2 separate regions of the Homo sapiens genome follow, and region 1 is linked to region 2. The links are chromatin loops, found by intact Hi-C in ENCODE. Cell type or tissue: heart right ventricle. All regions are shown on one strand.

Region 1 (5,000 bases), 540 kb before region 2:
ACACGAGCTCGCAATGTTTGCAAATTGCAAATATATATATAATCCTATGTAGGTACATACACATATATACATATACATGAATATACAGTCTTGTATTGTTTTCGAATTGCTAAGAACTAAAAACATATGCATATACTTGTATATTTGTATACACAGCCTTGCATGGTTTCCTAATTGTTTTACATTTGTTCATTTTGCCTCCCAAACTAGATTTAAAGTCCTTTAGGACACAGGCCTTCTTTTGTGCTTTGTATATAATCTTCACATTACCTAACGCAGTTCATTCTATCAATAAACACATGAAGATCAACTCACTCATTATGCAACAAGTATTTGTTGAGTTCTTACTTTCTGCTATTTTCTGAGAAAATATCTAGAAAAATGTCAGTGAACAAGACAGGCAGATTCCCTACTCCTCAAATGCTCATGGTCTGTTGAACTGCCAATATTTGTTATTTTTAACTTTTTGATAGGTACATAATATATGTCCATTTTTGCAAAATTTAGAATATAACTGAAAGCCAAATGAAGAAAAGTAAAGTATCTATATTCCCACTAGAATAACCAAGTAGCCTTGAAAGCGTCCACATTCATTTCCTTGATTGCATATAGCAGGATAATTTACACACAAATACAAAACCACCACTCACCCTTTTCTGCTACAAAGTTCACAGTTTCAGGCTTCCTGAGAGTTCCAGCAATGACCAAACATGAACGCTGGCTACAGCTGTGAGAGTCCTTCTCCCCCCATCAGCAAAGGCAGTCCTCAGAACGTATTACAAGTAATGACCTAGAGACGACTGCATTCTCACTTGCCATCATTCTAACGAACCCCAAGTAGCTTCATTCAGAAGTAACAGACGAATGAATGAAAGATGCCCATTCAGTTGTATCATGGAGGCATTAAAGCAGGTGTTAAAATAAACCAGGGACAAGGTTGCCCACAGTGACCCAGAAAGGCCAATATGCTATTTAAACTAACCCCATGCCATCCATCTTTACAGACTGCTGTGCTGCAAAAGTAGTCCTTTATTCTCCTCCTTCAAACAATGCACAAAGGCAACAGAGGGAAGGAAGTTATGTTGCAATATTCTGAAACATAAATCTTGCTACCAGCCGGTCCAGGGACGCATCCTGTTTTCCTTACACATGGATCAGATTCACTGGAGGCTGTTACCTCTGAGCCTTTTGCTTTGTTTTTTAAAGTGGCTTCTGAATCGTACCTGGTCACCTGCATTTACACATCCAAACACAGGTTGCGTAAGCAGAGAACATTGTTTGCGTGTCCAGTTACTCAACCAACATGTGCTATTGCATGTTGCTACCCCTCTGCCACCACCCAGAATTCCCTTTCTCAAATTGTGACATTCAGCTTCATTTTTTATCATTATTAAGTTTGTGATGTTAAATAAAAATTAAACTTAGATTCAAACATATGGAAGAAACAAAAAGAAGAGATACATAATTTACTCTCAACATTTTAAGACTCTGCCACTCTATTATATATCCCTAAATCCCACTTTCTGCTTTGATGAGAATTCAGTCGATGGCCAGTTTCCAGTGGTGTCATTGACGTGCTACTTGAGTCAGGGAAAAGCATTTAACTACTCAGTGCCTGATTTTATTCTGGGAATCCAAAGTAGATAATGCTTGTTATTGTCAGATCAGAGACAGCAGAGCCCGTGACTGTTTAACTTACTCAAGTACAAGGCCTTCTCAAATGTGATGAGGCAGGGCTTTGCAAATTGGAAGAAGGTGAGTGCAGGTGAAAAGTCCACTGTGAGTGGCCGGCCCTGGGAAGGCACTTCCCTGAAATGCTGCTTTGGTAGAAGCAACACAAACCTGTGGCCATGAAAGAGTTATCTGGTTTCATACGAACCTTCTTCACAGGGAAGACCCAATTTTAGAATGTCACCTGTGCTGAAAACACGCTTTCCTTTCACATTACAGAAAAGATGCCTGAGTTTAACACTAGAGGGCAAAGAGTGGAGGTGTCCTCATGCCATGCAAATACTCCTGAAGCTGCTGCTGTTGGTAAGGGCATTGCCACATATGACTTTACCCTTTGCCTCGATAAAGAATGGGCTTTGTGACATCAGAGAAAACTGTTATGGGAACTTACCTAAACAGTCACTTTTGCCCTCTGACACTAAGAGGATACCTGACATATTAGTCCTGGAGCCCCAGGCATCCCGATATCGTTATACGACTTCTCATTCTTTATATCCAGTAGCTTACTATGTCTTCTCTCAGAAATCTGACCAATTAATCATTAGTAATTTATAAAGGGGAAGCCTGTGACTTTATTTAAAAGCAGGGTTTTTCAACCTCAGTGCTTTTTTCATTGGAGGCTGAATCATTTTTTGTGGTGGGAGCTGTCCTGTAGGCTGTTGGATGTTTAGCAGCATTCCTTGTCTCTAGTCTCTACTCAATAAATGCTCGTAGCATCCCCTTGTCCCCAGGGATAACAACCAAACATGCCTCCAGATATTGTCAAATGTCCCGTGAATTGGGGTGTGGGGCGGGGACCAAAATCGCCTTTGGTTGAGAATCATTGGTTTAAAATGACCTAATGAGAGACTAAATTAAATGAACTTCTGTTTTAGAGTGCTGAAAATAATTTTATTAGCATAGAATATGATACAGGGAGACAAAAAGGGTGGCATGGCATATATTAAGCACCTACATGTAGATAATTAACTAGATGCTGAACCAAGTCTCCTGAAGGTATAAATGCAAAGTACCTCTCACAAATACCACAACACAAAATATAGGGACATAAAAGTTATGGAGAAAGTTGTATTTTTTTTAAAGTAGCCCACCAGAGAGGCATTGACTCCTATGCCATCTCCCCTACCGCTAAGTTATTCTCTAGCCTCTACAAAATGCATGGCATTCACCTGATATGAAATAGGTGATTTTTAGATAAGAGGTCTATGGAGATGGACATTTTTTAAAGCATTGTTTATTTAATGCAGCATGACTTAGAATGGGCCTGTAACTTGACAAGTGTACTGAGTGAGGAATGTTCAATTTACCAGTTCTAACTGGCCAAGTCCTCACATGAACTTTCTAAGACCCGGCTGAGAAGCCTGGGAAAGTAGAACTAACCACAACCTTCAGTGTTCCCTCCACCTTGTTCTGTCTCCCCAGTCCAAACTCTACTACCTTAAGCATTCTTCTAAAACCCACTTAATCTCCAGAGGTATTACAAAATCTCAGCCATAGGCAGAACCTACAGCCGTCTCGGCTCACCAGCTAACTCTACCTCCGTGCCAACCAACACTGAAAGGAAAGATTCTGTTCTATTTTTAAATATATTGAGCAAAGAAGCAGCTTGATATGTCTTTGTAAAGGATGGCTGTCACCCAAATTCATGGGTTCTCTATTTTTATCAAGGATATAAACTTTGAAGTCCGATAAATTTGGGGTTCAAATCCCAGGTCTTTATTGTCAACTGTGTGATTTGGGGAAAACAAATAACCTCTCTGAGTTTCAGTGTCTGCATATGTAAAACAGGAATGATAACAATAGGACCTAACAATAGGTTGTTTTCAAGGATAAGTGAGATGACATATATTAAGCATGAGTATACCAAAATGTTGGCCATTATTGTCATTACTATTATTGTTATCAACATTAATATATTCATCATTCTCTCATGATTTAACAAACATTTATTCAGCATGTATTATATGCTGGGTTCCAGCAAAACTCAGTTAATATTTTAAACTTGGCTTTCTTAAGACTCAGATTTCAACCAAATAACATGGAAGTATAAGAAATGTCTTTGCTGATGAATAAGAAAAGTCCAGCACATAGTAGGTGCTCAGAAAACATTAGATGATGATGATGATGGCACTGGCGGTTGTGATAAAGAAAACTAGCCGATATGTCATCCTTCGTTTAATTCACTTGCCAGAGTACTCACTAAATGTTTGTTCCTATAAAAAATAATGTATTTCAAGTAAATGAGTACTGATCTTGTGGGAAAGAATTCCTTTTCTCAAAGTAACACTTTAATAGGAATAGATTAACATTCTTTATTATAGGGTAGGCTTATAATAAGAGTCCGGAGTCACGGAGGTAATTCTTGCTACTGAAAAGTAAATGAATTTTGACTGATTTATAAGTATACAGTAGATTAGTCAAGTTTAGCAATTCCCATTATATAAAGAAATTAGAGATATGAACCAAAAATATAATTAATAATAATAATCAAAAGAGCTCACCTAATTAGTAAAGCAAACAAAGGTAGACATCTACCCCCTTGGTTAAAAAGAAAGGCCTTCTTATTTATTAATTTATATGAGGTACCATTTATTGCTCATTCTTTCTGTGGGAAATAGACAGGAATAAACAGGTTTAGACTTTTGTTCTTCTTTGTCACTAATCTTTCACAACCCTTTAGTATTTCAACACAGTTTAACTCACTCACAGTTGTTGATTCCTAGTCCCTAGTTGATTTATTTTTTAAATCTTTAAAAAAATAAAAACAAAACATTTGTTTTCCAAATGCTGTTTTTCCATAAATTAGAAAGTATGTAACTGTGATGAAAAGTCTTTTGATGATAGCAAAGTAAGAACTCATTATGCATTCAGGTCTATTACCATGTTAGTCGGGCCCAAGCCAAACTCAATGAAAAATTAATGTTTCCAAAGGATGTCCTTACCTCAAATATGTTTGAAGGCTCATTGTTGTACTGATTGGATATTATTTCTGATTGGTCACTGCACCACTTGAGTCCACCCAGAAAGCTGTCTGTATCCAAGTCGTTCACATCTAGTTCAGAAAGATCAAGTTCAGGAAGATCTGGGCAAAGAGGCTGGTCTTCACCAACCAGAGCAGCACACTGCAGGAGGCAGAAAAAAAAAATTTAAAAAAGCTTCCATTAACCACAGGAATTTATTAAACTGCAATAGCATGTGATAGGAATTAAGCCTAGTTAATTCAACTACACTACCAAAGCTAGTTTCTGGCACTTTAATCACCAGGAAAA
Region 2 (5,000 bases):
TCTGCCTAGCAAGTAAATTTCACAACCTCTCTGGGTGTATGTAAATTCCCCTATAAAACAATGGGTCAAGATTAATTGCACAAAGATACACATTGAAGGATGCTTGTTGTAATATTGCTTTATTATAGCAAAAGTCTGGAAACAACCCAAATGTCCAGCAACAAGGTATTGGTTACATAAATTGATATGTTCATCTAGCAGGTCACTTTGCAGCCATTAAAGGTTACAATGTAGAAATAATTTGTCGACACATAAAGATGTATACATTATATTGAGTTCAGAAGCAAATTATAAAACATGATCTTTTTATAACATATATGTATAGAAAAAATTTATAGATGATATAAATTTCTAAAAGGAAAGATGAGTGGTTGCATATTTCATTTTGCTCATCTGTACCTTCTAATTTTTCTCAAATAAAAACTGCAGGTAAAAGTTCAAAAACATACTTTTTAAAGTGAAATGACTTCTATATGGCTATAAGACTAACCCTCCACCATCAGACTATTTATTTTGTTTTTTCTGTAAGAATATTTATTATATATACATAAAAATAATAAGAATATTATTCATTATATGTCATTTTAATTAATAAAAAATTGTGTGGGCTTTTGTGAACTTGGAGCTGCCTTAAAAACCCTTAAATCTAAAGTGAGAAAACCTGAACTCAACAAGTGCAGCCACCATGGGAAGCTTCCTTAACTCCAGAGTTCCAGCTTCTTTGTTTCGTAAAATTCAATGATATTCCCCACCCCATAGAACTTGGCGTCTGAGGTTGAGTGAGCTGAAATAAAGTGTATTCCAGTTCTTCTAAGCAACAGAGGGCCATCCACATCTAAAGCTGTTATTACATTCGCTACATCAAGCGTTAACTAGTGTTCTAATTAAACACCATGGAATCTTCCAGCTCTCTGGCATTTATCTATGGGTAGAACAAATGTATACTGAAGTCCTACATGAGCCAGCCAAGCACTATGGCAGGTCCTGGAGATGCAATGAGAAGCAACACAGACATTCTCTTTGCCTTTATGTTCCATTATCAAGTCATTTTCTAAACACCGAGACACAAGTGTTAGACTCTAACAGACCTAATTCTAATTAGAGCTTTTAAAGGTGTTAGAACCCAGGCCAGGTATGAACCTAGCTACACTATCATTTACTTATGTGCCAAAGAGTTTGATCATACCCATTTCAAAGATCTATTCTAAAGATTAAGTAATTATACAAAAATGCCTGGAACATAGCAGGACCTCTATAAACATAGCTATTACCATTTTCATTATGAATCCCATTGTTTGCTGATTTAATTACCAACATACCCTCCACACATTTCTTTTCAAGTCACTTAACAGCAAATTTAATTTCACCAGACACACCTCAATGTCAGTCAATTCCTCATCTTTCACTATTTAGGAAATATTTTTGCTAATCATCTGCCAGAATTCTTGTTATTTTCAGAGTAACTTGTGTAGCTGTTATTCAGTTTTCACTCTTTGACACTCTTAGTAGATTCTTTGTTGGTTTCTTTTCTTCTCTGGGACAATAGTAAGGTGTCTAGGTTTCAAATACTTAGCTTCTATTCAAAAAGGAAAAAAAATACTTTTGGATAATGATTGTTTCCTTAGTGGTTAAAAACAGAGGGAAAAGAAGCAGGAGAGGGGGCTGGCACAAAGAGAGATGCTATGACACTTAGCATCTTCCAGAATTTTGGTCGTCTCTACTGAGAACATTTCCAGCAGATGAACACCAAAGAAAAAGGCACACAGGTCAGGACGCCATCTGTTGCTCAGTTGGAACAGACCATTCTGCTCAGAAACCACGGAAGTGTGATATTGCCCTTCACTTCCCACTCCCTGACCAACACAATTCCTAACAAATCTTCAAGTGTGTGTGTGTGTGTGTGTGTGTGTGTGTCTTATGCAACAACACAAACCCAGGAAACATCACACCCTAAACAAATAATCCCCTTCCCCTTAGCAGCATCCTAGATACACAAAGTATGCAATAGAATCCAAAGAACCCTACAATCCCGAAAAACACAGAGATGAAAAGGCTGCCCTCTCCCAATTTCAGCCTTGGAGAACTTCCTTAATGCCACAGCCGAACTATGTAATTGTGACCACACTTCCTTATGGCTGCAGTGCCACCTAGCGGCCAGGTGAGCTAGGGGCGCACTCATTCTCAGTCTGAAAAAGCAACTTTTATCTGCTGACTCTTCAATTCTTTCCAGAGAGGAACAGAAGTGGCTGGTGCACATGACGGCCAGAATTAGGAATCATCAGGGTTCTATCACATTCAAACTATTTCCTGATTATAATCACATCCAAATCACCCAGAAGAGACAAAAGAGGATAGAAAAATTCCTGCCAACTTTAGGTTTTCATGTCCAAATGCATCCTCATACAAACTCACAAACTAGCACAAATATTGAGTCTAAATCCAGGCAACCTTGTGTATTTTAAAGTCTTCAAGGCATGCAATTATATACATTAAATTATTTTCAAACAAAAAGAAAAGTGAAAAATAGGCTCTAAAGAACCAGTAATGAGATTCTTCTTTTCTCTTTTCCATAAACAGTTCTGTCAGTTGCTGACATTTCTGATGCCATCAGACACTTATAACTGGACTGCAACTTTATCTGCATAGAATAACCAAAAGCGTATGCACCTTTTACAGATGACAGCTTAAATAATGTAATTTGTTTGAGACTTAACGTGGGGATACACAACCTAATTCAGTTCATTTTAAACCCAAATTATTCTGGTTAATAGCCTGGTAAATCTCAGAACAGAAAGTGTGCACCGCTGCTAAGTATTCCATATTAAAAATAGTTTGTGATGGGATGTGCTTTTTTTAATTTAAAGTTTAATGTACATTAACATTTTTAGATGAAAAACTGACAATCTGAGAACAGTTCTAAATTCTCCTTTGATTATTTTTCCGGCGCGTTGAAGGCATGATATAGCTACATAAATAGGCTAACACTCTGGTTCTTTGGAAGATTAGTGTCTGTCCGATCGTATGCCCGTTTTTATAACTCTCTAGTGGGTTTTTAATGCAGAATGGATCATGTCCACACTCCCGGCTGGGATTCCAAGTCACAAAAGTCTTTCTTAATTTCTGATCCATACCTCCTGGTTGACTTACTCACTGTCCCCTGCTGAGATCCACCCTAGACTAAATTTTAAGCAGGCCAAGTTGATTCTTTCCTGCCCACACTTTCCACACAAGCCAGCAGCCCTCCCCTACCACTTGGCACATTCTCCAACCGATTCTTGCTGTTGAACCGGGGTAGCGTTCCCAGATGTCTTGGTCTGCTTGGGTTGCTATCACAGAAAACCTTAGACTGGGTAATTCATAAACAACAGAAATTTACTGCTCACAATTCTGGAGCCTGGGAAGTCCATGATCAAAGCACCAGCAGATATGGTGTCTGGTGAGGGCCTGCTCCTCATAGATGGTGCCTTCTACATGTCCTCATATGGCAGAAAATGTTAAAAGCATTCCCTCAAGCCTCTTTCATAAGGTCACTAATTCCATTCTTGAGGGCAGAGCCCTCATGATCTAATCACCTCCCAATGACCCCATCCTCTCACACTATTGCATTGGGGATTTAGGTTTCAACATATACATTTTGGAGCGACATGCACACTCAGATCATAACACTAGATTTAGAAAAAACAACAAACAAACAAAAAATCAAGATGAGACATCCAGTTGTATTTGAATTTCAGATAAACAGAAAATTTTTTAGCAGGAGTATGTCCCAAATATTGTATGGGATATACTTAAATCAAAACATTATTTATTGTTTATCTAGAATTCAAGTTTAATGAACAGTTCACTTTTTTTTTTTTTTTTTAATGGAGTCTCGCTCTGTCGCCCAGGCTGGAGTGCAGTGGCGCGATTTCAGCTCACTGCAAGCTCCGCCTCCCGGGTTCACGCCCTTCTCCTGCCTCAGCCTCCCGAGTAGCTGGGACTACAGGCGCCCGCCATCAAGTCCGGCTAATTTTTTTGCATTTTTAGTAGAGACGGGGTTTCACCGTGTTAGCCAGGATGATATCGCTCTCCTGACCTCGTGATCCACCCGCCTCCGCCTCCCAAAGTGCTGGGATTACAGGCGTGAGCCACCGCGCCGGGCCAACAGTTTACATTTGATCCAACAACTCTAGCCCAGAGGAGCCCTGGTCTTCCACGCAACAGCCCCTGCTGTGAGTCCTTCCTCAGCCACTGCCTCCATGATGCGTACCTGTCAGCATTCTTTCAAGACATCTAAGTAAGCAGTACTGAAATCTGAGAGTCAAATTTTAAGCTGTCTTGTGGTGTGCATACAATTAGTAGTACATGCCTTTATCATTTTGTTCTTGTTATGTTTATTTTTTGGTGATTCCTTATTAAGGACATATAATACTGCTTTTCCATGGTAGTGATAGAGAGCTCCTTATAAATTAAACTTAAGTTGTTGGTTAAAAAAAAAATAACGTAAGTCAGTTTAAGGGGAAAAATTAAGTAAACAATATTGCAGATGCTACTCAGATTAAACAATATAATGAGTCGTACTAAAAGGATTGAAGTTCAGGAAACAATTACCTAAAGCAGGGGTCAGCAAACTATGGCCCATAGGCCAAATCCGGCCCACTGTCTGTTTTTGTAAATAAAGTTTTATTGGGACACAGCCCACCATTCATTTATTGTATCATCCATGGCTGTTTTCATGCCACAGCAGAGCATACAGCAGAGTCACATAGTTGCAATAGAGACCATGTGGCTCATGAAGCCTATAATATTAACCTTCTGGCCCTTTACAAAAGAAAAGTTTGCTGATCTTTGACCTAAAGCATCACTCATCCTAGATTGTCAAAGGAAAAGCTAGAACGTTGAAAGTCCTCATGATGGAGATATTTTTGGACAGAGCAGATATATGGCACAATACAGTCTAAAGCTGACAGGGGCCTCCATTTCCATTTCAGATTCTTTTTATTAACCTCTTTCCCATGACC

The links. Peaks named below come from ENCODE experiments on the same cell type or tissue, not always from the same donor. Only the 100,000 strongest peaks of a DNase experiment are listed, where the experiment ranks them.
Region 1: a loop joins it to region 2, with 3 times the contacts of the local background. A loop is called at or near these places in 2 of 110 quality-filtered maps.

The regions. Positions count from the first base shown.
Region 1 is chr4:23,880,079-23,885,078 of GRCh38, forward strand. PPARGC1A (PPARG coactivator 1 alpha) reads right to left here. Exons shown (of 13, transcript NM_013261.5): 2 at 4,674-4,853. Among named protein-coding and RNA genes, the nearest start is that of PPARGC1A, 7.5 kb to the right of the region's middle. In heart right ventricle, a CTCF peak has its summit at 2,005 (motif pointing right); no DNase peak of the experiment used is centred here; H3K27ac peaks cover 5,000 bases.
Region 2 is chr4:24,417,469-24,422,468 of GRCh38, forward strand. It overlaps a transcript of PPARGC1A not described here. Among named protein-coding and RNA genes, the nearest start is that of MIR573, 100 kb to the right of the region's middle. In heart right ventricle, CTCF peaks have their summits at 2,146 (motif pointing left) and 2,351; a DNase peak (open chromatin) is centred at 2,143.